Regions from separate parts of the Homo sapiens genome. Here regions 1 and 2 are each linked to region 3. The links are chromatin loops, found by intact Hi-C in ENCODE. Cell type or tissue: heart right ventricle. All regions are shown on one strand. Each heading gives the region's core, and the rest is flanking DNA. Links, peaks and the distances in the headings are about the cores only. Region 1 overlaps ENDOU (endonuclease, poly(U) specific). Region 2 overlaps VDR (vitamin D receptor). Region 3 has its middle 14 kb from the start of TMEM106C.

The links. Hi-C counts contacts between places; a loop is a spot of excess contacts. Peaks named below come from ENCODE experiments on the same cell type or tissue, not always from the same donor. Only the 100,000 strongest peaks of a DNase experiment are listed, where the experiment ranks them.
Region 1: a loop joins it to region 3, with 2.4 times the contacts of the local background. A loop is called at or near these places in 29 of 110 quality-filtered maps.
Region 2: a loop joins it to region 3, with 2.0 times the contacts of the local background. A loop is called at or near these places in 27 of 110 quality-filtered maps.

What each region holds. Positions count from the first base shown.
Region 1 is chr12:47,714,186-47,724,209 of GRCh38, reverse strand. ENDOU (endonuclease, poly(U) specific) reads left to right here. Exons shown (of 10, transcript NM_001172439.2): 2 at 3,335-3,457; 3 at 6,016-6,081; 4 at 6,555-6,692; 5 at 7,152-7,320; 6 at 7,711-7,910. RPAP3-DT (RPAP3 divergent transcript) reads right to left here. Exons shown (of 4, transcript NR_183480.1): 2 at 4,938-5,063; 3 at 4,511-4,610. Among named protein-coding and RNA genes, the nearest start is that of ENDOU, 6.3 kb to the left of the region's middle. RefSeq lists enhancers at 5,965-6,014, 6,355-6,474. In heart right ventricle, for the core only: a CTCF peak has its summit at 6,523; DNase peaks (open chromatin) are centred at 6,239, 6,519 and 7,279; H3K4me3 peaks cover 885 bases; H3K27ac peaks cover 2,500 bases.
Region 2 is chr12:47,866,418-47,876,441 of GRCh38, reverse strand. The region is part of intron 3 of VDR (vitamin D receptor); the gene reads left to right. Among named protein-coding and RNA genes, the nearest start is that of VDR, 34 kb to the left of the region's middle. RefSeq lists enhancers at 6,578-6,627, 7,394-7,463, 7,564-7,743, 7,449-7,949. In heart right ventricle, for the core only: CTCF peaks have their summits at 5,619 and 5,818; DNase peaks (open chromatin) are centred at 5,781 and 6,021; H3K27ac peaks cover 1,326 bases.
Region 3 is chr12:47,944,879-47,954,902 of GRCh38, reverse strand. No RefSeq gene overlaps it. Among named protein-coding and RNA genes, the nearest start is that of TMEM106C, 14 kb to the left of the region's middle. In heart right ventricle, for the core only: CTCF peaks have their summits at 5,064 and 5,267 (motif pointing right); a DNase peak (open chromatin) is centred at 5,272.

The DNA.
Region 1 (10,024 bases), core at 4,998-7,497, 230 kb after region 3:
GTGGAACTTGGGGGCTTAATGTGTAGGGGTGGCCAGCGGGCTTGGCATATTCCAGCCTTAGGGAAGGAGAGCAACTCTGGATATTTGGTCCCTGGGGGGCAGAGGTAGCAGTGGCTTTAGAAGTGCAGGTGGAGCTCTTGCTGCTAGGTCGGAGGGCAGTATCTGCTTTGGCTGTGGGATCGATGGGGAAGTGAGGTCAAGTGTATGAGGCTTCCTAAGGTGGCAGGGAAGAGGCTCTGCACTTGTTGATACTATCCCAACATCTCAGAACTGAGAGGCAAGAATATGAATCACATGGGGAATCACTGACAGCCTCAGGTCCTCCTTTATGAGCTGGATGTCTGTGGAGAACCTTGGTTGATTTTTTTGGTTGTGAATGGAGGCAGGAAGCTAGTCCAAGGGGTGAGGCTTCTTGGTTGACTAGGTCTCCATGGAAACAGCATCTGGGGCCTTCTAACGGTACAGATGTGTAGGATGTCCCAGTCATCAGAGGGGCTGAGCACCAGTGTACAGGGACACTGTGTCCACCCAGGCTTGGGACCAAGCTTCCTTGATGGCCAGTATGGATAGGGAGTGGCTGTTCTGGCATATTGAAGTCTTAGAAAGTGCAGAGAAATTGAGCATTTCTTGGGGGAATGGAGGGAGAATCTGAACCCGAGAGAGGAAAGGCTCAGATGAAGAAAGGCAGAGAGTCAGAGAGGTGAGGCAGAGGAACAAGAGGCACAGGTTACTACAGCAGTGATTCAGGCACCTGGCTTGGGGAGCAAGGCTTACTCAGAGTGTTGGTGTTAATGGTGCAGTGTGGGGATGCTGGAGTGAGTTGTTAGGGTGACTAGTTACTCATCAGAGTGTCCCCAGAATGTCACAGCAAAGTGCCTATGAGGAAAAGTTCCTCCCACCCCTGCACTCCACTGTCAAATCCCAAGGTCACCTTGAAGCAGACTAAGTGCACAGAGAAATGTGAGAAAGTGCTGGCATGGGGCTCTTGCTGGAGACAAAGTTCTTGAGCAGAGATGAAAAAGCCCACTCAGCTTGGGCCGGCGGGGGTGCTCTCCTGCACGTCCAGCTGACTGCTCGCTTGCAACCCTTCTCAACTGGTGCCAGCTGCTGGAATGAAGTGAATTCTTTCCCTGGACTCTGCTGATTTGGCCCATTAAAAACATTGCCCTGATTTGCCTGAATTCTCTCCCTTTGGATTCTGGGTGTACTGCCAGGCTGACTGAGCAGGGAGCTGATGGGCTGAAAATTTCTCCTTAAGGTCTTTGCATTCAGGCTCCAAGGGAGCATCATTTAACATTCAAGAGGAGTTCCTGCCGGCTTGAAGGAACAAGTGGCCTTGGGCCTGGTCTCTTTTAGGGACTGGAAACCTGCCTTCCTGCCCACCTTGGAGGCCTGACAATGTGAAGTTGTCTGAGGACCCGGGTTAACCTTGACCCAATGCCTCTCTGATGTAAAGAATACAGACCTGTAGTGATGAAGTCAGCCAGGAAACCAGCAACACAGATGTGCTGACAACCCAGCCCAAGGGATGGCCCTGTTGAAACCCTGGGAGAGTGTCAGCTAGATTAAGTGTGTCGACGGGGCCACAACACAGGGAAGACTGCTCCAGCCAGTCTGAACACTTGTCACTTGGAAGATGGGCATGAAATATTGCCACCGTTTATTCACCTAACAAATACTTCTATGGTACTACTATGTGTCACTTGCTGTCCTAAGTGCTTTACATATATTAACTCATTTAATTCTTACAAATATTCTATGAGATAGGCTCCATTATCATCCCACTTTTACAGATACGAAAACCAACGCACAGAAGTTCAAATAACTTGCCCAAGATCACATAGCTAGAAAGCAGTAGAACCAGAATTCCAGCCTCAAGCAGTTTGGCGCCAGAGTCTAGGTTCTTGACCTCTCTGCTATGCTGTCCCTCATTAGACAAAGTATCAACCTTAATCCCAGAATCCAATACTAGGGACTGGTAACCAAACCCAACCTCTAATATTTAAGCTCTAACCCACTCCAGGCTTAAATTAAGATACTACACCTGTATTGAATCATAACCAGAACCAAGCCCCCAAACAAAACAGGGATTATTCATCTTTTTCTCATCCTGACACATTCCTCAACCCCGAATGTCATCTTAAGTCTATTCCTATTCCTTACCCAAATATCAATACAAAATTGTTAATTTATCAACTAATTTAACTCAAGCCCAAATCCTAACTGTAGTTCTTAACCTAACTAACCCCAACCCTGGTCCAAATTAGGTTTCAGTTTCCTCACTGATACAAATTCTGATGCTGATGGTAACTCTGACTCTGATCTTGACATTCTCTGTAACCCACAGTATGACCTCTGAACCCAGCGTTCGTGAAATCCAAACCTCAGGAACCTCAAATCGAACAAAGACTCTGTTATCACCCTTAAAGCCCAGAGTGGATAGTGGGTTTCCACTGTTCCTTCAAAATGTCTTGTCTTATGTCCCTTGCGACCAAAAGCTTGCTTCTGCAAACCATTTGGCTGCAGTGGGGGATGTGGTCTGTGGTTACATAATAGAATGCTATGCCAGAGCCCAATTCTCACCCGCACCCGCCTCATTCCCCACCCTGAGCATAAATTCATCTGAATGTACTCCAAAGACGGGAAAGAACAGAAAGATGTGACACAGGGGGAAAGAGCGTGCAGAGAAGACCAGAAGGGGAGACAAGAGCAAAGAAGCAAATAACATAACAGGGATGGAATAAGAGCCAGCGGAGGGTCAGGGGCAGGGGACATCCCTGGGGCAGCATGACATGACAGGTGAAGGGGGCCTGTGGGCTACACCCAGTTCACAGACCTCTTTCTTTGGTGTGCTTAAAGTGTTACAAGGTTGGAAAATTTCACATAAAAATGAAGATTTATCTTGAAAAAAAAAGGGAAGGCTCTGGCAACACTGAGCACACATCCCAACATGGCCACAATCGGCTAGAGCTGAGCATCAGCTGCAAATTTCAGATGGAGCATTGCTCTCAAGTTTGTCACGGTCTCCATTTCTTCCTACTGCCTCATACCCTGCTTCTTTACTTGCTTATGTTATGGGCCTAACCCAAATAGGGATTTGGGTTTGTGATCCTGGTCTCTTTGATGAGCCTTGAAATATTTGGTGGGTGTTGGGTGGTGGGGAGGAGGCTTATGTTGTGCATGGGAGGCTGTGGATGTACTTCTCCTTTGCAGAGAGTAATGCCCTTCCCTGCCAGGTACACTCCTGCCCTGGTCTGTGAACCCTCCTGCAGGAGGCACCCTGGGGAGAACAGGGTCTCCATAGAGCTGAGTTGGTGACCTTTACTGCCCATAGGAAAAATAGAATCCTGTGCATCTCGATGTAATGAGAAATTTAACCGGGACGCTGCCTGCCAGTGTGACCGCCGGTGTCTCTGGCATGGGAACTGCTGTGAAGACTATGAACATCTGTGTACTGGTGAGCCTCCTTGTGAGACGAAGGCATGTCCAGCCTGTCTAAGGGGCCACTGGCCTGGGTGTCCAGCAGGCCAGAGCAGCGTTCAGGACTCACAGGGGCTCTAAGGGTCTGGACAGAAAGCACTGAGGGACAGAGGCAGGGTCAGGAATTTGGCCACCACTTTTCTCAGGTTTTCTAGGATGCCCCCAACTTAAAATACAGTAGATGTCATTTACCTAGAATTTCTGTCTGAAATATCAGTTTTAACAATATCTTGAAAGTTTAAGTACTAAATTCTAAAAAAGGGTAAAATGATAAAAATAATATTTTAGTATGTATGACATTATTAATTGTTATTCAACACTTTAAATCACAAAAATGTAAAAATGGTAGCAAACTCTCACAACTTGTGTACTGCCAGGAAGACTGCATGGTGTCACAGTGACGGACACGATTCATACCACTCTTCCTCTAGTGAAGGGACCACGTGGTGCAACATCTCCATACCATCATTTCCAGCCTACCAATTAGAACAGGACATGCACCACCTTTAACTGCATAGTTTTAAATGAATACTTGAAAAAAATCTTGTATGAATAATCAACTTGTTTAGGTGCTTCCAATGTTGTCAACTCCCAGATTAATGATCTTCTGCTTTGTGACACAAAGCCTTGATGTCAAGCCATGCACTCTGACTCCCAGTTTTGAAAACATGGTCACTGAAGCCACGTTAGGTAATGGCCATCAATTTCACTGCATAATCATTGCACAGGTTGTGCGTTGTGCAAGGGAACCTAGTTAAGCAGCAAGCTGGACCAAAATCCAGTCTGTATCCTTCTCATCAGGTTTTGTGCACTGGTGAAGAGTTGTGTCTGCTGAGAGAAACAAGTGTGTTTTCTGAATTTGCCCAAAGGTGGTAGCCAGTCAAGCACCCACAGAGCTGCTTCCACTCGTATGGAAGCTTTTTTTCAATTTATACAAAAACACCATATGTATTAGTCCATTTTCATACTGCTATGAAGAAATACCCGAGACTGGGTAATTTGTAAAGAAAAAGAGGTTTAATAGACTCACCGTTCCACATGGCTGGGGAGGCCGCACAATCATGGTGGAAGGCAAAGGAGGCGCAAAGACACATCTTACATGGTGGCAGGCAAAGTGCGGGGGAACTGCACTTTATAAAACCATAAGATATCGTGAGACTTATTCACTATCACGAGAACCAGCACAGGAAAAACCCGTCCCCATGATTCAGTTACCTCTCACCAGGTCCCTCCCGTGACACATGGGAATTATGTGAGCTACCATTCAAGATGAGATTTGAGGGGGGACACAGCCAAACCATATCACCATATAAGCATATGTATTATACATTAGCACCACATATATATTAGCACACACACATACACCTCCTTCCCCAGGCAGGGAGACCCAGGCCGAGATCAGCCGGAATCAGAGCCTATGCCTTTTCTGCTGTCCTTGTGTCCCCACTTTTTCTTACCATTCAGAAAACACAGGAAGGCTTGTTCACCTTGGACCATCAGGCTGGCATTCAAGATAAAGGCAATACCCAGCGTAGTAGCCATTTCATCTTCAAGTTTCTGATTTGCAACTCAGAACCCCTTTCCTATAGAAAAACATATTGGAAATGATGGTTAGGATTCCAGCTCAGCACACAAAATTCTGTTTAGCATAAAATGTGGCTGAATTCAGAACTCCATGGATTGCCAGCACTTAGAACACAACCTGACACATAGTAAGTGATCAGAAGATGTTTGTTGACTGAAGAATAACCTAACTGGTAGTTCTGATGGTAATAACTTTCCAGCAAACTCACTAGTAGATTCTGAATCACTTTGTAACAGTACTGTTTGTTGGGTGTGTGGAGGGGGTGCTGGTGGGGGGATTATTCCACTGTGTGATGAGAGAGGAACTCAGAGTCCCCAGGAACATTTCTCCCCCCTGCATCACCCCCAACCTCAAATCCACCCTTCTCCACCCAGAGCTGAGCTACAGTCACTCAGCTTGCAGGTGAAGGGAAAGGGGCAGCAATAGGAATGTGCTTTTCTGAACATGCCTTTTCCCTAGACACAGTCTTTGTGGCCATTTCCAAGTGGGGCAAAGAAAGAAGGGAAGTTGGAATCTCAGGAAACAGCTCTTATTCCTTGAGGCCCTGAGAGTTTACCCTGAGCTCTGACGAGAAGTTTTTCTAGGTACAGGATGTTCCTAAGTGAGGGCTTTGTCATTAGGACAGCATCAAGCCTCTATCCATCTGTCAACTTTTGTTAAATCAGAGTTTTCATCACCGAAGTCAGAGTTTTCAATCCAGATGTGTCACCTGGGGAAATTATTTTCCTTTTTTATAAGTTTTCTATAATGTGTCTTCCATTGGAAACATCTTCCATTTTCTGTTTTCATCATCATTATTTGGTGCCTGTCCATTGGACCCCAGCCCCTGTTCAGAATTTGCTTCCAGTGCCCTTGCTTGTCCCCTGAGGCTGGGGAAACAGAGAACCAGAAACCAAGCAGCAGGGGAATTCTCAGGTTGTTGGTGACTTTATTTTTCTATCTACCTGCAGAGGACCACAAAGAGTCAGAGCCATTGCCACAGCTGGAGGAAGAGACAGAAGAGGCCCTCGCCAGCAGTGAGCCTGCCTCCCCAAAGGGGGGCCCTCAAGATAAAGCAGGAGGGACATGAGGGTGACAAGCAGGGGCGGCCATGGCAGTGGCACCAGGCCCAGGCCTCAGCCAGATGAGAGAGGCTTGTTGGATTCTGGGAACCTGGGCAGGAAGAAGCCTGGGGGGGCTCAGCCAGCCTGGGGGGCCATGGGAGGAGGGTAGCTAGGAAAGAGAGCCTGAGGCCTGGAGAGGGAAGTGGAAGAGATTTTATTTTTAGAATGAGAAGATTAGAAAAACAGCAGGCCAGAAAGTAAAGTTCGGCATCAGAAAGGACTTCCTGACTGTGAAGGGTGTGCACGAATTAGGTTTGTTTGTTTTCCTTCCCTGGAGATCTTTACTGGGCAGAGTGAAGACAGCCAGGCTAGGGAGCGACAGCCTGTGGGGCGTTCAGAGCGACCTCTAGAGGTCAGCCCGGGACACACCACCCCTCTCTTCTCAGACTTGTACTCGGCACCCACCTCCTGCCAGGGCCGCTGCTACGAAGCCTTTGACAAGCACCACCAATGTCACTGCAATGCCCGCTGCCAAGAGTTTGGGAACTGCTGCAAGGATTTTGAGAGCCTGTGTAGTGACCACGGTTAGTCTTCTGCTCCCTTAGCTAAGCTGCAGAGACAGAAGGACTTTAGAGCAGGTTCTCAACATGTGGTCCCTGGACCAGCAGCTTCAGCAATGTCTGAGAACTTGTTAGAAACACAAACTCTGGGGCTTCACTCCGGGCCTACTTAATTAGAAACTCTAGGGATGGGACTCACTGTCCTGTACTACCAGGGCCTCCAGGTGGTTCTGATGCATGCTCAAGCGTGAGACCCCTTCTAGGGGGAAGGGGCGGGGGACATTCTGTGGGCAATGCCGTGTGGTGATTTTACACGTCCTTTAGGCTCTGGGCCCCTGTCCACCACTAGGGTGTCCAACTGTGGCCCCCCTCCCTCCTTGCTGGCTTCTTGAAGGTGCCCAGGAGGGGAGGTACACAGATAATTTCCTGCCCGCCCCCCTTTCCCTCTGGCTCTGAGGCCACCCCTCTTCCAATTCCTCCCAGAGGTCTCCCACAGCAGTGATGCCATAACAAAAGAGGAGATTCAGAGCATCTCTGAGAAGATCTACAGGGCAGACACCAACAAAGCCCAGAAGGAAGACATCGTTCTCAATAGCCAAAACTGCATCTCCCCGTCAGAGACCAGAAACCAAGTGGATCGCTGCCCAAAGCCGTGAGTTCCCACAATTCCTCTTTCTACCCCCTAAATCTTGCCCCTATCCTTGCTTCTTTCGATGTCTCGACTTTTTATCCTCAAGTCAGGCACGATCAAAGGGAGAGCAGAAAAAAAATAGTTCTCCAGAGACAAAGCCATCTTGAGGGACTGTGGATATCCAGTTGGGAGGGTTTCTGTGATTGGCCAGGCTGAGGATAGAACAGCTCTTCCAAAACATGAGGTGGAAGAAAAGTGACCTGATGTGTGACTTTCAAGAGTACCCGAAGTGCCCCCTCGGCTCCTGAACCCAGCCCTCGCCTGTCTGCCCCTGGCCTGTCTAGAAGTCTCTGGAGGGGTCGCTGCCCTGTGTTTGGGGCTCTCAGTGGGGCTCCCCTCTGCCTCCCCCAGACTCTTCACTTATGTCAATGAGAAGCTGTTCTCCAAGCCCACCTATGCAGCCTTCATCAACCTCCTCAACAACTACCAGCGGGCAACAGGCCATGGGGAGCACTTCAGTGCCCAGGAGCTGGCCGAGCAGGACGCCTTCCTCAGAGAGATCATGAAGACAGCAGTCATGAAGGAGCTCTACAGCTTCCTCCATCACCAGAGTGAGTGAGCACCCCCAGGCCCCAGAGCGCATGAGTCTGTCTGAGCGAAGCCAGGTGGGCGGGGGAGGGGAAGGTTAGGAGGGCAGGTGAGGAGGCGGTGGGGACTCTGTGGAGGTCAGTGTACATCTGGGAGGGATGAGGGATGAGGCCAGGGGGAAGCCAAGGAGAGGTTAGGAACCCAACCAGGAGCTGGCACATCCTCTGGCTGGCTGGCTTGGATATCACCCCACCTTTGACTTCATGTTAACTGCCTCATGCACGCCCACCCTCTGCTACAGTCTCAGGGTTCTCTGCCAGGTGTGAGCCTCCCCTCACATCCCACCCCCACCCAGAGCACGTCTCAGCCACCTCCGCGATCCTGGAGTCAGCACCATGTTTCAGACAGGTAGAGTCGCTGACTCTACTCCCTCCTCCCGCAATAAAGTCCAGGAATCGGGTTGGCTGAGTCCACCTTTTGGCTGGGGAAACAACATCAGAGAATCAACAAAGGTTCAGAGCGGGAAGTCCTATCGGGAAGAGTTGTGGTTGGAAAGCCTCCAGGTAGAGACACATTTGAGTCAGACCAAAAAAGATTTTGGCCGCAGGACTTCTTGGCATGGAGTTGTGTTTGTTACTGTCCTGCAGATTCCTTTCCCAACTCCAGGCAGCTGGGCTTTGTCTCAGGGGTGGCTCTGTCCGGGTCTTCCCTCGTTGTCCCTGAGAGTGCCTTGGCTCAGAGCTGCTGCCTCCCTTAAGAGTTGGTGACACTGTTTTTAGGTAAAGTGACAGCGACACAAGAGTGACTCTATGAAGAAGTTGCAATCCTGTGCTGCCCCCTGGCGTTCTCTTCGTAGTAAATACACAAGAGAATCTTGGAGGTCTAGACTGAGCAAGGGCTTTTCAAATGAGAGAAACGGAGGCCAGACAGGCTAGACTTATCTGAGGCCACAAATGAGTTGGAAGCGGAGCTGGGGCTGGAACTCAGGGTTCCGATGCCAAGGCCAGGCTGTCCCGTTACTAACTCTCTCCTCACCTCTCTCCTTGTCCAAATCCCACTTATCCTTAAAGTTCTATGATAATTCATATCCCACCGCATTTGTGAAGGCTGCACCTGCCCCAGCTCACTCTGGCTTTCGGCACCTCTGCAGAGTTTGGAGTGTGGTCCACAATAGCCTTGGGCCAGAGAGACTTGGTTTAAATCTTGGCTCTGCCACTTGCTAGTGACTTGACCCTGGGCAATTTATTTGACCTCTCTGGGACTTCCCTTTGAAATGGGGTTTTTGAGGATGACTGCTTATAAAGCACCCAGTAGAAAGCCTGGCACTCAGTCCTTGCTCAGTAAGGGGAACTATTCAGTGTGTGAAACCATTCTCTGTTATTTTATGTAGTCTTGTTTTCCAAATGTGTTTTAAGTCCTGGAAAGGAAGGAATATGTCTGGTATCTCTTTTGTATTCACCATATAAAATTGTGGGCAGTAAACAGTCAATCTTTGATGGTTCCCTCATTGAAATCTCCAGCCCTGAACTTTCCCAAGGGCCTTCTCAACATCTTCCACTTAGCTATCTAACTGATATTCACACAGAACCTAGTGTAGAAATAATTTTTGGTTCCCATCAAAAATACCTGCTCCTCTCTGGGTCTTCCCCATTTCATAAATGGCGGGCATAACCCATCCGGTTGCTCAGGCCAAAAGCCTAGTAGTTAGATGTAATTGTTCTCTTTACCTCAAAGTTCCCTACTCCCATCTCCTCCATCAGTAATGTAATGTCCATCACTCCCACTTCAAAATATGTCCTGGGCCTACTGCTTCTCTCTCCTCCTCCGGAGTTAACACCACCATCTAAGCCCCATCAACTTCTTACGTAGACAAAGCATGAGCCTCAAGACTGGTCTCTCTGCTTCCACTCATACCACCCCATTGCCTTTTTAACATACACAGCCAGGGTGATCTTTTAAAAGGTCCTATCATACAATTCCCCTGCTTAAAATCCTTCAGTGGCTCTGCACTACCAAGAAGCTATAGAGTTGTTAAAGAGATTGGTCTCTGGAGCTAGACTGAGTGGACTCAAGTGCTGTCTCTACCTTTCATTAACTGTGATCTTGCATGAGTTTTATACTTTGTCCGTCTCAGTTT
Region 2 (10,024 bases), core at 4,401-6,900, 79 kb after region 3:
TAAGCTAGGCTGCTACATTCTAAAGAGCCAACATGTCTGTCATTTGCTTGAGGATGTGGATGAAAGAGAATGAGTGGGGTTATCTATGGATTGTTCAAGAGTAATGTTCAGAAACTTGAGGGAAGGTCACTGAAGCTGTCAAGAAAGACAGCTGCAAGGTTCTGAATTTTGTTTGATATGTACATAAACAAACACACACATGCACACACACACACACACACAGTCAACCTTCATTATTCATGGATTCTGTATTTGCAAATCTGCCCACTTGCTAAAATTTACCAAAATCAATACTTGCAGCCCCTTTGTGGTCATTTGTGAACATGTGCAGAGCAGTGAAAAATTCACATGACTTGGCACCTATCTTCCCAGCCAGGGTCTTCACAATCTATTTAGTGCTACATTTTTTGCCTTTTTTTGATTTTTATTGGTGACTTTGCTGTTTAAAACAGTTCCCAAGCGTAGTGCTGCACTGCTGTCTGGTGTTCCTAAGTGCAAGGCCGTGATGTGCCTCACAGGGAAACTATGTGTGTTAGACAAGCTTCCTGAGGACAACAGTGCTGCTGGCTGTTTGATCAATGTTAATAACTCAACCAACAATATCTATTGAATAAGATATCTTTAAACAGAAAACTCACATAAGACAAGGTTATGTGTTGATCAGTTGATGAAAATTTTGTGACCAGAGGCTTGCAGAAACCTCACCCTGTGTTTCCTCCAGGAACAGTGTTTCAATATTCACTAATCCAGTGTCCACAGTGACTATAGACCATAACTACCATGAATAATGAGAATCAGCTATACATACATCATTTCTCCTCTTCTTCCACCCCTGATGCCTGCTTCTCCTTCTTTGCTTCATCCAAATTTTATTTGGAAGTTTTCCATTTTGATCTGGTCCAAATAGTTGCTTGAGAACCCTGTGGTCACTCATATCTGTTTGTGAAACTCTGATCCCAGGAAGCAAGGACAATGTCAGTGGTCTGTACCTTCTCTGTGGTGGGTACTGCATCCTTGCATCCTTGGGAACACAGAGATGACAGGAACCAAGTCCTTGCTCTCAAGAAGCTTGCTTGACCATTTCCTGATAGTTATTGACAGACAGCATTGCTTGAATATTGGGTCACTAGCTCTTTTCCAAGCCCTGGAGACCAGTAATCCAATCCCATTTGACCATTTAGTATTTGGTTTGGCTTCTAAGATAGTTAACTAAACTGCTCTAGGAGCTAGTTGTTATCATCAAAACGAGTCTAAGACTCATAATCTAGCTGAAGTGTGATGATGGTTAGAAGGTTAGAGAGGGATCACAGTTCTATTGATCTATGATCAGGCATTAGAGGCCATTGCTGGTCAATTCCTCCTGCAAGCTATTTCATGTTGCTTGTGCTTCCTGTTATTCTGGAATACAGGGACATCCTCAGAGAAAGATGATATTTCCAGTGTGAATATAAGGTTGGCACAGGCAGGCTTATAGATGGCCAGACACCTCTTGGCTATATGTTAACAACTAAAGCATAAGTAAGAGCCAGAGGAGGAAAAACATTTGGAATAGGTCTATTCCAAATGACATATATAGTGGATGATCCATATATGTATATGCATGTGGATGCATATGGTCATGGATGGCTTCGTCCGGAGTCTGATATAAAGGAAAAGGTGTAATGGACAGAGAAGAAAATCAGAGGAACCCCTTTGATGAAGAGAATGAAGGTGGATGGTGAGGTTTAAGAGCTGATCCTGGAAGGCAAGATGAGAAACAGGTCATCGTTTGCCTGCTTATCTTGTCTTCTTCCTCCCTGTTGGGATGCTTAAATAAGGACTCTGTGCAGCTACAAGCTAACAAAGACAGTGCAGAGAAGTGCGTTTTCGCTTCCTAGCTCCAAGGTTCTTGAGGACTTTGTTAATTATGGGTCATGCGGAGTGCAGGGGGCAAAAGGTAGGCTGGCGAGGATCCAGGAAGATGAGGAATGTTCTGGCATTCAGGAAGGTCACCCCACTGATATTTGTAGCTCTTCTAGCAACCTGATGTGAAAGGAAGCAGAGAAATAGGGCAGATGTCCAGGAATTTAAAACCTAAACTGCTTAAAGGAGAGAAAATAGAGAAAAAAGGGAGGAACAGCCACACAGGGTATTCTATGGGCACAAGTAAATGAGTGACCAAGAAGTCAGTGTTGCTGGAGAGACTTTGTCCAGGTCCACTTTGGCAGCTGACCTCCATTCACAGATATTCAAGGATGTGAATGAAAGAGAATGAGTGGGGTTATCTATGGATGTTCCAAGAGTAATGTTCAGAAGCTTGGGTAGAGGAGGCCAAAATATTTGGAGAGGGAAGGTCACTGAAGCTATCAAGAAAGACAGCTGCAAGGATAGGATTTTACATTACCTTTTTGTCATTCTTTTATTTCTTTTGAAATTCAGCACTCTAATCAGGGCTCATTTGCATGACTTTGCACTCAGCACACACTTGAGATCTTCCCTGTGCTTGGGTTATACAGGGCCAGTGGAGAGCATGGTCAGATGTGACCCCACACTTCCAAAGCATCCTTCTAGAGACTGCCTGAATCCCTAGAGGGATTTGTCCTAGAGGAGTCCTTCAAACAGCCTCTGCTTCATGCTCCTGGACTTTGGGAAAGCATGTTTTTGACTGCTGCTCTAGCTTGGATTGAGAGATGGTACATTCCTGATGAGAACCATAGTATATATGAAGATCAGTGTATTAGTCCATATTCACACTGCTATAAAGAACTACCCAAGACTGAGTAATTTATAAAGAAAACAGGTGGCCGGGCGCGGTGGCTCACGCCTGTAATCCCAGCACTTTGGGAGGCCGAGGCGGGCGGATCACGAGGTCAGGAGATCGAGACCATCCTGGCTAACACGGTGAAACCCCGTCTCTACTAAAAATACAAAAAATTAGCCGGGCGAGGTGGCGGGCGCCTGTAGTCCCAGCTACTCGGGAGGCTGAGGCAGGAGAATGGCGTGAACCCCAGGGGGCGGAGGCTGCAGTGAGCCGAGATTGCGCCACTGCACTCCAGCGTGGGCGACAGCGAGACTCCGTCTCAAAAAAAAAAAAAAAAAAAAAAAAAAAAAGAAAACAGGTTTAATTGACTCATGGTTCTGCATGGATGGGGAGGCCTCAGAAACTTACAATCATGGCGGAAGGTAAAGGGGAAGCAAGGCCTGTCTTACATGGCAGCAGGAGAGACAGAGAGCAAGTGAAGGGGGAAGCGCCACACTTTAAAAACATCAGATCTTGTGAGAACTCACTCAGTATCACAAGAACAGCAAGGGGGAAATCTGTCCCCATGATCCAATCATGTCCCACCAGGCCCCTCCTTCGACACATGGGGATTACAATTCGAGATGGGATTTGGGTGGGGACACAGAGCCAAACCATATCAGTCAGATTCCTTGGAGTCAAACAGTTCTTGATTCTAATTCCAGCTTTCAGACTTGCTAGCTGTGACTTAAAGCAAGTTATTTAACTTTCCCGTGCCTTTTTGTGTCACTTGTAAAACAGGGATAATATCTACCCAAAGGTTGTCGAGAGCATTGGAGATAGTATGTAAAATACTGACCTAGAAAGCTTCCAGTGGTGATAGCTAGTATCATTATCCCTTTTTAGTGTCTTAGTTTTGAGGACAGATGGTCCTTTCTTCCTTTTCTCTACCATGGAACTTGGAAAGTATAACTATGTGATGTGTTGGCAGTGGTCTCTGAAAAGAGGTTCCTAAACAGAAGGAGTTAAATATCAGGTATGAAGAGGGAAGGGCTGGGCCAGGGGCTCTGAGAGAGCTTCATGTCGGTCAAAGGCTGGGTAGAACTGGCTGGTGCTCAACAGAACTGGACAGTGGTTGCTGTAACTAGCACAGGGGCTGTGGCTCTAGACATCAGGAGCTACAGCACATGAAACAGAAATATGGTTTCAAACTCTGCTGCCTGCAGGCTCCCATGCTAGGCACCCAGAGAGCAGGCCTAAGACATGGTGTCTGCTTCAGGGGTCTCAAATTCTTAATGAGATGTTTAAAATCTACTTTAAAATCTACTTTCACCCACTCTCAGCACTCCCTCCCACTGCCTCTTTCTGCTAGTTTCTCTTCTTTCCCTTTATTTAGGGTTTCCTTTGTCCAGGTCCTGTTCCCTTTTCCTTTATTTAGTTCTTACAACCCTCTCTGAAATGTTGCTCCCATTTTACAGATGTGGAAACTAATGGATGGGAAGGTTAAGTAACTTGCCCAAGGTTGTGCTTTAAGATTTAAACTCAAACATATCGATCTAACCAAAGACTGCATTTCATTTTTAATGTTTAGGTAGTTGTAGTGGGTAGTGGATTTTTTAAATGTAACGTCATAATATGGCTTTTTAAAAAGCCAACAGTTTAAGAGGATATGTAAGTGAAAAGTAAATCACCTATTCAACCCAATTCTTAGTTCCCTACCTCCTCCAGGAAGCTGTCACTGTTGCCAGCTCATCGTGTTCGCTTCCAGATTCTTTATGTAAAAGTGCATATGTGTGTGTGTGTATGTGTGTGTGCACACACGTCACCATTCTGCATCTTGGTTTTATCTGCTAAAGAACACTTCTTCAAGCTCATTCCCATTTCAGCATTCTTCCTCTTTCTTTTTCATAGTCACAGAGTATTATATGGAGGTTCTGTGAGATAAGAAACCAGTGCCTGGCTGGGCACGGTGGCTCATGCCTGTAATCCCAGCACTTTGGGAGGCCAAGGTGGGTGGATCATTTGAGGTCAGGAGTTCGAGACCAGTCTGGCCAACATGGTGAAACCCCATCTCTATTGAAAATACAAAAAATTGGCCAGGCGTGGTGGCACATGCCTGTAATTCCAGCTACTCGGGAGGCTGAAGCAAGAGAATCGATTGAACCTGGGAGCCAGAGGTTGCAGTGAGCCCAGATCGTGCTGCTGCACTCCAGCGTGGGTGACAGAGTGAAATTCCATCCAGAAAAAAAAAAAAAAGAAAGAAAGAGAGAAAAGAAGGAAGGAAGGAAGGAAAGACAGATAGACAGACAGATAGAAAGAGAGAAAGAGAGGAAGGAAGGAAGGAAGAGAGAGAGAGAGAGAAAGGAAAGAAAGAAAGAAAGAAAGAAAGAAAGAAAGAAAGAAAGAAAGAAAGAAAGAAAGAAAGAAAGAGAAAGAGAAAGAAAGAGAAAAGAAAGAAACCAGTCCTCTGTCATGGTCATTTAGGTTCGGTCTTTGGCTTCTCCAGACAGAGCTGCAGTAACCACCATTGCGCCCATGGACCGATCTACCCACAGGATAAATACCTGGAAGTGGCTTTACTGCGTTAAAATGTCTGTGTGTTTAACATGCTTCGCATTGCCAATTGCCCTCCAAAAAAAAAAGTCTGTGCTCTTTTCTACAGTGCTAACCATCCTTTAATGTTTTTTTAAACCCACCTGAGGAGAACCCCCTGATGCTGCCTCTCACATACATGTAGGCCCCTACATCATTTGATGTAGGTCTTTTTATTCCTTTAGATTTGCTGGGGTATAATTGACAGATAGACATGGTCTATATTTCAGGTGCACAACTCGATGTTCTGCTATACATATACATTGTGAAATGATCACCATAATCAAACTAGTAAGCATTCCCAGCACCTCACATAGCTTTCAGATCAGGAGCTCTCGCTAGTTCCTGTATCCTGAGCAGACGCTGGAATCTCTGTGACAGTGCAGTGGAGATGGAGCCCAGAGGGGATAGTTGACCCTACGCCTGGGTTATGCAACGTGCGTCTCTGCTGGCAGAGGCCACCTACTGGAGAAAGGCCCAACTGTCCCAGGCCTGAGGCCCTGGCCCCAGGCTCTTGATGCTTTTGTGAGGTTTTTGTCTCTTTCTGTTTTGATAAACTGGTCTCTGGCATGAGAATCGGTCAATGTCCTCTCTCACCCCTGGCTTTCTAGAAACTGCATCTATATTTAGCTTGGTTGCCCCACCCCTACCCCCCCTTCCTGAGCTGGGGTATAAATGCCAACCAACCAGAGGATGACAGGGTCCAGGCTCAGAGAGCAGCTGAGGCAATGGGCTCTCATGGAAACCTGAAGCTCTTGTTTCTCAAATCCAAACCAGCTCACAGGCAATTAGTATTGGGAGGAAGGCAGGGTAGGGTGTAGACCTTCAGGACAAAGCACAGAGCCAGGGTTGGGCAGTCTGGCTGCCCTGACTCCTCGTGGGCAGAGAGTAAATGACAGCCACACATGTGGAAGTGCCCTTGGAAGGCAGGAGAACAGGGAAGAACAGGACCTCTGAGCCAAGAGGATCTGTGGCCCAGCAAACAGACATGTTGGGCCAGACACACCTGAAAGGCCAGCTCTGGGATCTGAGTTCCAGAGAGCCTCTGGGTCTGGCAGTTGGAGCTGGGGAGCAAACTTTCTATACCCTGAACACTGACCCCACGCTCCAGAGCGTAATGGTGTCCTCTTCCTTTTCAGTGTTCTCGGGCTTCATATGACAACTCTTAAGCAGAAGCAAGGGCGCCAAACTTTTTTTTTACCCCCAGTACTTTCTCTTTTATTTTTTATTTCTAGAGACAGGATCTCACTTTGTCACCCACACTGAAGTGCAGTGGCACAATCTTGGTTCACTGCAGCCTTGACCTCACCAGCTCAAGCGATCCTTCCACCTTAGCCTCCCAAGTAGCTGAGACCACAGGCGCATGCCACCATGCCTGGCTAATTTTTTTTAATCTTTTGTAGATACAGGGTTTCACCATGTTGGCCAGGTTGGTCTCAAACTCCTGAGCCTAAGCTATCTGCCCACCTCAGCCTCCCAAAGTGCTGGGCTTACAGGCGTGCTCACGCCACTGCACCCAGTCCCAGTACTTTCTCTTAATTCAGCTCTGCACTATTTTCTCTTCCTATTCCTTTTTTTTTTTTTTTTTTTTTTTTGAGATGGAGTCTCGCTCTGTCCCCCAGGCTGAAGTGTAGTGGCACGATCTCAGCTCACTGCAAGCTCCACCTCCCGGGTTCACGCCATTCTCCTGCCTCAGCCTCCCGAGTAGCTGGGACTACAGGCGCCCGCCAACACGCCCGGCTAATGTTTTGCATTTTTAGTAGAGATGGGGTTTCACCGTGTTAGCCACAATGGTCTCGATCTCCTGACCTCGCGATCCGCCTGTCTCGGCCTCCCAAAGTGCTGGGATTACAGGTGTGAGCCACCGCGCCCGGCCTTCTCTTCCTATTCCTAGCCTCATTCCTGTTGTCAGGCAAAGTGGGGCTGAGTGGCAATCTCCAACCCTCCTGCGTATAGACATCTGAGATGGAGCTTCATATTTAAAGTGACATGAGAAAAATGAGAGAAAGATGGCGAAGCAGTGGAATCTCTTTTCAGGCAACCCTGCAGCTGGGGGGGCTGCCCCCAAGTGAGGGTCAAAGGCAGGCTCCCTGGAGCCTGGGGAAGGACAGACGGGGCCTCTGATAGGCCCTGGGGCCTCAAGAAGCTCTCAGTCCCGGGCCCAGTCTGGTGAGAGGCTTTGGCTCACATCACTGTAGGTGGTGGCTGGGCTAGGCTGACGATGTGCTGTCTTCTTGGTGCCCATGGCCTTGCAGGCTTAACAGGAAGAGCTCTGAGCCAGACAAGACAGCCAGTGGGAGGACAGAGCAGCCCCTCAGTGACCAGAGCGAAATGCCCGGTTGTTGAAAAACAAAAAAAAAAAAAAGGAAATGAGAGTTTCTTCTGAAATAGAAACTTCTGGTCCTTGAGTAAGTTTAGAGAATTACGGGCATTCTGAGGCCTGAGCATTTGTGGTGACGGATGAAGCCTCAAGAACCACAAGGTTGGTGGGAGGGACACCAATCTCATGTCCTGGAACATACAGATGTCCCTGTGGGGATAATTGTATCTCGTTTCTGGGGAACCCTAACAGTTCCCAAGATGCTTCCATATTCTCTTGTCCCTCCAGAAAAGCAGCAGTAAACAAATAGAGGTGAACGGCAAAAGGCTTTTTGTTTCTACGAAGATGGAAAAAAGCCTGGCGTATAACTTCTTTCTTGTTAGCTACTGCAGGGTTAGGACTGGGCCTGAGGCGGGCTAGACTTGGAGCTAAGGAGCCCCTGATAGCCTGGTGCTGCTCCACCTCCTGACAACCCTGGCTCTGCAGTAGGCCCCTTGGGTGATGAGGGTTGTCACAGCAGGGTACCAGAGCCAAGGTCCAAAACCAACAGCAGCTGCTTCCTTGACTGTTGGGTCATTCTTGGCATTGAGCCACCTGGGGCTGTTTGGGGCATCAACTTCACTGAGCACTTTAAGTTTCTGGGGTTGAAAACAATCCAGGAAGCTAAAGGCTAAGCCTTAGATCCCTAAGACTTCCAGACCTAGGAGCCTGCACTTCTTGCTGAATATCCTCACCTGTAAGTTTCTTAACCTCAGTGGTCCCACGTATAAAGGGAGGGAGTTACACTGACGGTCTCTTGGGCCCTCTGTGGATCTAAGAGTCTGGGCCTGCCTGGGACTGCCAGTAGAGCCCTACTCTGGTCTCTTCTCTATCCCAGGGGCTGAGTCGGTGTGGTCCCCAGCTGTCCATTTGCTAGAGCAAGCTTGACAATTGATGAGTGCGATTCCCCTCAACCCCATGTATGTTCTAGTGAATGTGAACAGTGAGTCATGTTTTACCAAGAATCCTAACTAATGCCTGGCCCCTGAGCAGATGACGTCAGTAGCTCATCTCCAGGAAGGAAATGGTTGGGCCTGGGCTTTGGCTTGGAAGGCTTGGGCATCTTCACACTCAGCAGTTCCTTGGAAGATGCTGCTGCTCATGCAGACAGTGATTCTGCCACCATCTTTCCCCATCTAACTATGTCAGAAAAGTGGGGCCTACTCCTGCTGGGGCTGGGAGGAGGACAGGACTCTCAGGACATGGATGATGAAAAGCCTCTAGGGAGGTGCCTCAGGGAGGTGTCCTTTATGCAGCCTCCCAAAGTCCACGTGGTGTGGCTGGCAGTGGGAGAGAATGTTCGAATTAGGAAAATGAGCCCTTAAATGTGCACACTTGTGCACACACACACACACACACACAACTTACATAGGCTACAAGGGTGCCACTTTTCTTTTTCTTTTCTTTCTTTTTTTTTTGAGACAGAGTCTCATTCTGTTGCCTAGGCTAGAATGCAGTGGCACAATCTCGGCTCAGTGAAACGGCCGTCTCCCAAGTTCAAGTGATTCTCCTGCCTCAGCCTCCCGAGTAGCGGGGACTATAGGCATGTGCCACCGTGCCCGGCTAATTTTTGTATTTTTAGTAGAGATGGGGTTTCACTATGTTGGTCAGGCTGGTCTCAAACTCCTGACCTCATGATCCACCCACCTCGGCCTCTCAAAGTGCTGGGATTACAGGCCTGAGCCACCACACCCAGCCTCAAGGGTGCCACCTTTCTAGCTAAGAACACTTCAGTAGTTTTCTGGGTTTTTTTTGTTTTGTTTTGTTTTGTTTTTTGAGACAGGGTCTTGCTCTGTTGCCCAGGCTGGAGTGCAGTGGCATGATCTTGGCCTACTGCAACCTCTACCTCCTGGGTTCAAACGACTCTCCTGCCTCAGCTCCCAGCCCCCAAGTAGCTGGGACTACAGGCATGCACCATCATGGCCAACTAATTTTTGTATTTTTAGTAGAGACGGAGTTTTGGCATGTTGGCCAGGCTGGTCTCAAACTCCTTACCTCAGATGATCCGCCCACCTCAGCCTCTCAAAGTGCTAGGATTACAGGCCTGAGCCACTGTGCCCAGCTCTAGTTTTCTGTTCCTACAGAGCTCCTGCTTCCTCTTCCTTTCAAAAAACCCAAGGCCAGGCCTCAGGATTTCCACCTGCTTGTCTGGCCCCTTCTTTTTCTGGGCAGGTTCTGGGATGTCTAGAGCTATGGTTTGGGCCTTTTCTTCCTTCCATGTACACATCTATCCCTGGAACAGGAGCTATTCCAGTCACAGGTCTCTAGAATCTAGAAGACTTCATGCTGAGACTAGCATCCTTACTTCTCATAGCGGCTCATTAAATGTTATTATGCTGGCTACTCTGGAGATT
Region 3 (10,024 bases), core at 4,181-6,680:
CAACTTCAGCCCTCGGGGCACATGCCCTTTGAGAGGGAGGCCCCTTGCCTGACTGAGGCCTGTCTTCCAAGTTAGGCTTTCCTGCCTGAGGACCTGCCTCTATAGGTAATTCACGTGGAGAGCACCTCTAGTGAGAGCCCATCCTCTAGGCACTTGGGTGTTGCCTCACTTTATGGCCTCTCTTGGACACCCTGCCAAGGACAGGAAGCAATAAACCTAGTATCTGCAAGTGGATGGACAGCGGGTGGTTTAGACTGTCCTAGAAACAGGAAAATGAGGAGGCAGCAGCCTGATTCATACAGCTTAAGACGAAGAGGAGCCTAGAAGGAGATTGAGAACTGTGGATGCCTTGAAAAGGGAGGGAAACAAGTTAAGGGCTTACAGCTGTGGTCAGGAAGTGGGAGGGCTTTGGGTTGATGGAGATCTGGGAGCTTCACCTGTAGAGCTCTTGAGGCTCTCTGACAATCTGTCTCCAAAAGTGAGTCTGGGACAGATAGACTGTACTCTCCAGTTAGGCTTTTATTCCTCCCTGTTATGCCCGATGCATAGTAGGCCCTCAATAAATGCTCACAGAATGACTCAGCCTGGTGGCTGGCCAGCACCGCCCTGGCGGAGTAGTCCTAGCCTCCGCAGGAGCCATCTGGGAGGCAGTGTTAATTGGGCAGCACATTCCTGAGGAGACAGCCATCACTTCTCACCTGGGCTTGGCTTCCCAGGCGTGTCTCACCGTCGCAGTTATGAGAAGTGAGGTTACTGCAGACGTGAGCTCACTGGGGCTCTCTGGGTGGGCCTGGGCAGAGGGGGCCAGCTGTGTACTCCTGTATTCCCAGCCTCCTCAATCTCTCCACGTGCATGTACTCTTGGCCCCATAGGCCCAGGGCAGTGCAGGCCGGAAAGGGCTGCTGGTCTGAAAAGGCCCTGTGGGGCCAGGGGCAGGTCAGCAACTAGCTCTGCCCAGCTCTGCATCCCTCCCTGGACTCATATGCAGGAACGGGATGAGGCAGGAGGATCTTCAGGGCTGTCTTGACCTCCCTTTGCACTGGTGGGGAGACTGAGGAATTCGAGTTGGAGGTGCTCTTCATGGTCTTCATTCTGTCCCTGCTTTCTTGATTCCACACTTGAGAAAGCTTGCTTGAGGTTAAATGACACCTAGTGAGTGAAAGAATCAGGACTAGAACCAAGTCCGTTGTTTGCTTATTGGGTGCACTGTCCCAAGAGATCGGGACTTGCTGAAGCTTGGAGAGTTGAAGGCTGAGCCAGGTCATAACCCCGTTGCTGTAGCCACTGTAGTACCTGAGTGGACTTAAGAGGCACACAAACCTTATTTAATGGATTCTGTGTTTATTCTTATGTGAATCAGAGATCTCAGAGCCCAAAGCTCTGGCTCATATGTCTAGAGTGAGGAAATAGTCTCACCCTCTGAAGTTCCGGGTTCAGTTCTCTAAATGGAGAATAAGGTCCCTTGCATTTAAAAACTCCTTACAACCTTAGAGCATTTTGCCACTTACATGGCACTTCCTTTGATGTGAGGCAGCTGTTATTCCCATTTTACGGGTGGAAAAACAGACGGAAGCTGATTTGTCTTAACTATTGTGGTAGGGTCCAAACTGGATCATTGGGATTTCTGCTCCCAAGTCGTCTCTTTTTTCCTTACTGTGCTAATTTGTGTGAAGAATGGACAAAGGAAGAGAGTTTACAGACTTTTTCTTGGAGGAGTAGCACACAGGGTGTCTGTATAGAGAAGGTCTCAGGCAGGGGTCTGCACCTGTGGGTGCAGTTGGAGGCAGACAGCTCTGCTCAGACAGGTTAGACACAGTGAGGGTGCAGGGGGCTTATGTGTTCAAGTGTATGGTAGACACACCTGAGAGTGATAACTCAAGCACAGCCTGAGAGTGACCCTGTACAGCAGATGCACCTGAAAGCAGTTCAGAAGTCTGAGCTAAAGATTCTGGGAGTGGCCAACCCGGAGATTAATTTCTTATCTATGAGAACATCCGAGTTTCCCTGCTGTCCAGTGGGACACGGCCGTACAGGGGATTGAGGCCCTTTCTTTTGGATTAAATGAAGGCTGCCAGGTGGAGGCTGTTAGGGGAAGGGTGCGAAGTGAAAATGCTGTAAACTGCACGTTTTTCACAAGTGGCTGTTGTTCTCCTGCCCAGCGTGCCACCACAGGAGCATCCCCACGTGTAAGTTTCCCACTAATAAAGCCCCTGGTCTCGTATGCTGGCCCTGCGTCTCTTCTTCGGTCTCTTGAACCTGGTGCCCTCCCTACTGAAGTGAATAGGGGTCCGGCACAACATCAAGGAACTGACAATTCACCACGACCTTGTGAAGGGGACCCAGAAGCCAGTCAACCAAGGTGGTCCAAAAAGCCACATCCTCAGCTCCTCCTTTGAGGGACCTGACGAGGCTGCCTGTGGGACCAGGGAAGGAGGGTCTCGCTTGCATTGTGCCCATGTTCACCTGGCTCACAGGTGCACCTGGAACAGCCAATAAGTGTCCTGGCTGCAGTTGGAGGGATGAATCTTCCTCCATAAATCCTGAAGAGCAAAAGAGGTCCTATTTTTTAAAAATTTAAACCAACCTAAATCTAACTCAGAGCCCCATCCTGACTGGCCCCAGGGGATTTAATCTCCTCCATTACTGAGGCTACCTCCCCCTCCCCAGGGTCGCTCAGGAGTCCTGGAGAATTACTTCTTGGAGCCCAGGAGGCAGGGTATGCAAGGGCCTCTCACCATGTCATGCTGATCTCCCCCTTGTCCCTTTTCCCACAGGCCTCTGTGTTGGGTCATGTTACTGCTCCTTGTGACCTGGGAACCTTGGCCCAGGCTGGTAGAGCTGGTGTGCAGGGTCCAAAGTGCCCATGCAGCCATGCCCCTTGGAGACCCTGCCCCTTCTCCACAGTGATGCTGGGGCAGGAGTTCAGCTTCCTCTCCCCTCACCCTGCTCACTCCTTGCTTTCCTCTCTCAACAGCATCTTGAACACCTGATATCATCTCTTGAATAAGCCCAGGAATTCATGAGAGACAGTTCAAGAGGTTGTCTTTGAATTATTATTTTTTTTAATTTCTACCCCAAAGAAATCTAAAGGGCTGAGTTATCCCTTTGGAACAGGGGACAGATACTGGGGAAAAACACAAAACACAAACTAACATCTTAAAATGAACATAATCAAACTAGCTTGGAGGGGAACCTGCAGACCACGGAGACTAATAGCTGCTTCTGACACTATTAACAATTGCCCCAGGCTCAGTACGGCCTGGAGAGGGTGGCAACACCATGAGATGGCTTTGGGGGTCTTAGCCCTTAATAATTGCCACAACTCTCTCTGCCGCTGGCAACCTTGGATGAACACACTCTAAGTAGGTTAAATGGTGATCGAGCTACACACACACAAACTGCTTGCCCCTTTTTGCCCTTCTAGAGGGGCTGGAGCACCCCCCGAATGGTACCTGTGGTACCTGTGTTAAGAGCTGGCACCCTGGAGGCAGGTGTGGGAGGAAGGCTGACTGGCCAGGGAACTGGGGGAGCTGTGCCTGAGGGGTAGGCTGGAGATGGGCTTGCTGGATTTCCACTCTGCAATGAGTGTTTGATGAAACCCAGGCGCCAGCCAGCCAATCTCCGTGGTCAACTTTCCCAGCACTTCCTTTCTCAACCTTAGCTTCAGGGATGAACGTGGTGGCTGGACAGATCCTCATCTGATTGTCATCCAAAACCTCCATGAATCTGTCCACTGCTGCCCGAGACATACCTACCTAGAGGCTCAGCCAGCAGGGCCTTTGCCTGAACTCCAGGCATCCTGTGCCTGAGCCAGACAAACTGCAAATGGACAAGCCTTGAACAAGCGTATGTACACCTAATACAAAGCAGGCAGTGAAAAAATGCAGGAAGATGATGAGGAATGCAGGAGTCACGGATTAGTGCCTGAGGACAAAAGGCTGAGATGAACTCTGGGATGTTTTTAGAAAGACAAGATCCATATCCAACCCATTCCCAAAGGGCAACTGTCTGAAACAGCTCTTGACATCCCCTTCTTCTCACCTTCCGCAATGATTGAATTCAGGTTCTCTGCATCTCTTGCCTAGGCAATTGAAATAGCCTTCTTGGTAGGCTCTCTGACGTTTCATATATATATATGTATATGCATATGTATATAATTTACTATGTGTCTATTATGTGTCAGGTACCACAGTAGGCACTTCTGTATATTATCTCATTTACTCCTCTTAACAAGTCTATAGGCTGAGTTTCATCACCCCCATTTGACAGATGCACCCCCATTTAACAGATGAGGCCTCTGTGGCTCAGAGAAGTGATGTGGCTTGCCTGATGTCACACAGCTGGGGTACAAGCACCATGCCATCTCCGACCACTTGCCTTCCCAGCCCCCCTCCACATTCCACTGGTCTAGCGGTCTTTTTCTGAAAGCAGAAGTATTCGTATCATTCCGTCTCTTGAAGCCTTCAGTGGCTCCTCACAGGCTCCAGGATCAGACCCAAGCCCCTTATACAACTTGCGAGGCCTCTTCCACCCTCCTGCTGCCTCCTTGCCACTGACCACACACTTGTACCACAGCAAACTATTTGTAGCTTCCTAAACATGCCGGGACTTTGTGCCCTTGCTCCCTCTGTCCTCTTGGTGTGGGATGTTCTTTCCGCCCTGCCCCACCCCATACCCCGTTTCCTGCGCCTGGAGGGATCCTACACAGCTGCTCGAGCCCAGCCCTGACGTGGCTCTGCCATCTCTGCAAATCCGTCTCCCACCATCCCCCAGCATGCACACACACGTACACGCGTGCGCACCCACACCCTCCTCTGCCCCTCCGGCCCCCTGCTCGGCGTGAGGGCCGCTGTTGGCGCATCTGGCGTGTCTCCTCTTGGCCTCTCCTCTGGCACCTGTGGCTCATCTACTGTATGATGATTGTCTGTTTACCAGGCCATAGGTCCTGTTAGACTAAACTCTGCGAGGGCAGGATGGTGTCCTTGGGGCCTTGAGAAGAGCCTGGCAGAGAGCAGAAGCTCCGTAAATATTTATTGAATGAATTGAACAGAGTTGAGTGAACAGAGAGCACCTTGGGACAGGGACAATTTCAGTCACTTCCACGCCCCATCTCGTGGCATGCGCCTGGCACCCAGTGCATGTGCAGTTAAGAGTGAATGAATAAGGTCAGAGGAAAAGACAGGACGGGTGGGAGGAGAGTGGTGGGAAGGTTGGCCACAGATTCCAGTGCAGGTCTGGACACAGCTCTGTTCCTTCCGCCAGGGGGCGTGGGAGGCCTGGGCCGGGCCTCCAGACTCCAGTAATTCCTTCCTTTCTTAAAACCCACAAGAGGATCCAGGCGCGCCTGTCGTCCCAGCTACTTGGCAGGCTGGGGCAGGAGGATGGCTTGAGCCCAGGAGTTCGAGGCTGCAGTGCACTATGATCGTACCCATGCATAGCCACTGCGTTTTCTGGCCTGGGCAACACAGCAAAACTCTATCTCTGAAAAACAAAACAAAACAAAACAAAACAAAACAAAAAACAAATCCACAAGAGGCTGGAGGTTGCTTCCCTCCACTGAAGGGATCAGGAGGCAGCCAGGAGCAAAGGGAAGGAGTCCACCCAAGGCTGGATTACCCAAAACAGTGGGCTGGGGTTTGGCCTGACCTGCTCTTGCCTGATGGGACAGGAAGGGATTGGGATGCACCTTGGAACAGGTAGATGCTTGCAGTTGGAGGCTATGACTGGAGCTGTCGGTCTAGAGCCGGGAAAGGGCTCATATTTCTTCATCGTCACTTCTGAGAGAACTGAGGCCCAGAGATGTCAAATGACCTGGCATCTCAGCCAAGTACAGGCCTGACAGGGAGAGGCGGGACCTGCCCACACACCCACCAGCCTATCTCCTGAGGCTTCAGGCCACATGGCTCTGTGGCCACTCTACTGGGCCCAACTGTCCAAACAAGACAGCTGGGTGATTTTTGTCTAAATTAGATGCCACCAAATATTTGTATTATAAAGAGTTTTTCAAGTGTTGTAGTTTTGTCTTTCACTCTCCCCATGAACAGATTTGCAAGGGGACCCGGATTAGCAGTGAGAGTGAGAGAATGGAGCAGGTAGGAGGTGCGGGGAGATGATACAGGCCAACGGTGCTGGAGAGCTGGAGCATGAATCTGAATTGCTGTTCCACTGTGGCTGAGCCTGGCCTGCCTGGACATCTTCCTCTGGCCAGTGTCCCTTCTAGGCACTGGGCTGCCATGAGGACAGGCTTTTGGGTGGTGCTGTACAACAGCAGCTGACCTCTTGGGTGCTGTCTCTGCTACTGCTTTAGCGATCTCTGCTGTAGAGCTTCCGTCCCTGCCCCTGAGTATAGGCTCAGAAGCCCCACTATCCTTCCAGAGGCTGCTCTATGTTACTTCCTCCAGGGAGCACTCCTTGATTCTGACCCTCTGCCGGGGACAATCTCTCCCTTCTTTGAGTTCTCATATTAATTTGTTTATGCTTCTTTCATGGGATTTGCCTCTCCCCTTGCATGACTGTACAAAAGTGGCATAGCATAGCCGCTAAGATGGATTCAGACTCCCTGGGCCCAGATCCTGACTCCGCTGCTTACTAGTTGTACTGTGGTGTGAGAGTCTCTTGGCTGGGTGCGGTGGCTCACGCCTATAATCCCAGCACTTTGGGAGGCTGATGTGGGCAGATCACTTGAACCCAGTGTTCGAGACCAGCCTCAACAACATGGTTAAACCCTGCCTGTACAAAATTAAAACATAAGTAAAAATTAGCCAGGCGTGGTGATGTGCGCCTGTAGTCCCAGCTACTTGGGAGGCTGAGGTGGGAGGATCACCTGAGCCCAGGAGGTTGAGGCTGCAATAAGCCATGATTACGCCACTGCACTTCAACCTGGGCAACAGAGTGCAACTCTTGTCTTTTTTTCTTTTTTTTTTTAAAAAAGAATATCTTACTTTCTGTGTGCCTCAGTTTCCTCCTCTATAAGATGGGAATAATAAGAGTACCTTTCTTACAGGGCTGATGAGGGTTTTTAATGAATTACTACATGTAAAGTGCTTAGGTCAGGACCTTGTACATGGCAAACACCCTTTAAGTGCATGCTATGATTGCCACTGGAGTGTTTGTGTCTGTGCCTTACCTCCTTATTAAGCCTGTTACTTCTTGAGAATGGGGTCAGCCCCTTTTACTTAAGGCAATTTGTGTCCCTCACTGTCCTGGCGCAGGGCCTGGTTCATAGCCGGTTCTCGCTGACGGTTTGGGGAATGATGATGAGGTCCGATGCCTTCTCCCTGCGTCTGTGTCCCTGCTGCAAGCCCCTGCAGAGCGAGCCTGTCTCCGCGGCTCAGGCCCTTCCTCCCACAGCCTGAGCCCCAGCAATTTTCCCTGGCAGCTCCCACGTTCCGGACTAACTTTAGGGTTGGTTTCCAGCTGTGGTTGGATTTTTCTGTTTGAAAAATATTTTAAGCAGCTGGTGGGGAAGGGGTGGAGAGGTGGGAAAAGAATAATAAATAAACTTGTGAAAGGAAGATTGTCTAAACAGCTAGGAGCTGCCACTGCCAACAGCTTGGTCTCCGGGCCATGCCAAGGACTGGGGAGCTATCAGGTGGTTGGTGGTGGGGACGGGACACTGTGCTGGCTTCCCAGGCCAAGGAGAAAGACTCTCTGCCCCTCACAAGCACTTCTCGCGCTTCCTTTCACATTATGCCCTGCGTGAGTTTCCAGGATGCAAGAACTACACGTGGAGAAAGCTAGTTCTGCCGCAGGCGGGATTGAAGTTAGACACTGAAAAGAACTTCTTAGTATCAGAGCCCATCCCTGTAATCCACCTTTATTTCCCCTAAGACCTTGTTTTTCTCCAGAACTCAACTCCTTTTCAGCTCTGGTTATGTAACGCCTCGGCCACTCCCACCTGCCTCCAATGCACCCCATTCACCTAACAGCACACTTCCCTTTCGCCCTTCCACGGCCCCGTCCTCCAGCGCCCTGGTTTCATCAGCTTCTTCTTTCCTTTCAGCCCGGCTCTGCCACCGAGGCCCTCGGGCTTCTTTCTTCACCTCAGCCACCTCCCTCGGTGGGGGTGGGGAGACCTCCTTCCTGGACAGAGTGGGCCGTGGCACAGGTGGACAGCCAGGCCCAGAGGCCCAGGGTCACCCTACACACAGTCGGAGGAAAGGCTCATGCTGCCCTTGTGCAGTCTGGGGACTGTGAAGACAGAGACCCACAGAAAATCAAGGATGGGAGAGAAACTAAATCCGAGTCAAACAGAAGCTGAGTCAGAGGGACAGGGAGCGAGTCAGATGTGGAAGGAGGGCGTTGATGACCACCGGGCAGCTCCCTGGCCAGGCCCTCATGGACATTCCTGTGGCCTCCGATGGCAGGGTGGGCTCAGCCCTGAGGGCTGCCCGATGCCCGGGGTCCAGGGCTTGGGTGGGCAGGAGGCCCCGCCTCTGTCCTGGCTTCTGAGAGCTCCCTCCACCTTCACCTTGGGAGACTGCCAAGTCAGCAGGCTGATGAAAGGGGGTGATGCCTGTGCTCAGTGGCAGAGTGTTCCTCAAAGTCTAGGGGAACCCATAGCAGGGGAGAAAGGGCTGGGGATGTTGGGGGTTTGGGGGGCTGGGGAAGGCAGGGGTCCTTGTCTGGGGCCAGCAAGTTGGGGTGCCCAGGCCCAAGGAAGGGGCTGTGTTGAAGAGTAGGGGCGGTGGGTAGGTGTGGAAAGGGGCCTGTCTGGGGTCTAGGGAGCTTTGCAGGGGTCAGAACCACCCCGGGCAGGAATTCAAGAGTGGGGAGATGTGCCCTCTGTCCTCAGCAGTCTGCGGGGGAGAGAGACCACGGGAGGGAGGGCTGTTTGGAGTGGACTGACAGCCTCCCAGAAAGTCATCTGCTCTTCTGGGCACCCCCCAGCAAGGAAAACGACATTGGTCTGAATTTATAACTGGAATCTGTACTCATTAGCTGGTCCTTGCCATCCAGCAAACTCAGCCACAGCCCTACCACTCTCTACCTGCTTTCAATTCCCTGGGAAACCAGGCGAAATTTAGAGTCCCAGAGGTTCCTCTGAGGGTGTGAAGATGGGAATTTGCACTTCCTAGTACTACTTTTACATTTATACTGAGCAGGAAAATGTCCAAAGTATTTACTTTTTCTTTTCTCATTGTGAAACATAACATATGTATATTAAATATATATGTACAGATTAATAAATAATTATAAATCAAACACCTAGGTTTCCACTGCCTAGGTCAAGACATAGAATACTGCTAGTACTCTAGAAGCCCTGTGTTCTTCCCTGATCACAACCCCTGCCCCACCCTGAGGGAACTGGGATCCTGATGTTTGTGTCATCATTTCCTCGTTTGTCTTCCAAAGACTGTAGAGTTTCTTAGATATTATCATCTTTGAGTTTCACAATCACCTTATTATTCCCATTTTACTGATGAGGAAACTGAGGCTCAGGAAGGTTAAATAACTAGTCCAACACTAGAGAAGAAATAAGTGGCAGAACCAGGATCATGTTTTGGATTGGCTGGGTGTTTCCCAGGGTGTTCCTTGGTTAAACTAGAATCCACAGGAAACTCTGGGACAGCCCAGCATTGCGAATAGCACCCCAGTGCCCTAGAGAAGAGGGAGGGCATCTTCATAGCCAGGAGGGGTGCTGCTCACCAGGAATTGTTGACTCTCCTGGCTTTATCAGTAGGATCCTGGTTTCTGAGTACCTGGCAAGAAATGGCAAGGCTCCCAGGGAGATGAGTTGGAGGCTGGGGAAGCAAGAGGAGCTGAGCTGACCTGAGATAGGATCAGTGACTGGAGAGAGCCTTGGGCCCTTCCTGATACATGCCAAGGGAACCCAGGATTGTGGGTATGTGCCTGAGCCAAGTGCTACCCAAGTTTTGCCAGATTCACCAGGTGTGCCCTCCTTGGTGGGCCAGGTGTGCTCGGGGTGTGTGTGTGTGCGCCTGTGTGGGTGTGCATGTGTGTGTGGATGTGGGAGGTGTGCGTGTGTGTGCATGTGTGCTTGTGTGTGTACATGTGTGCATAT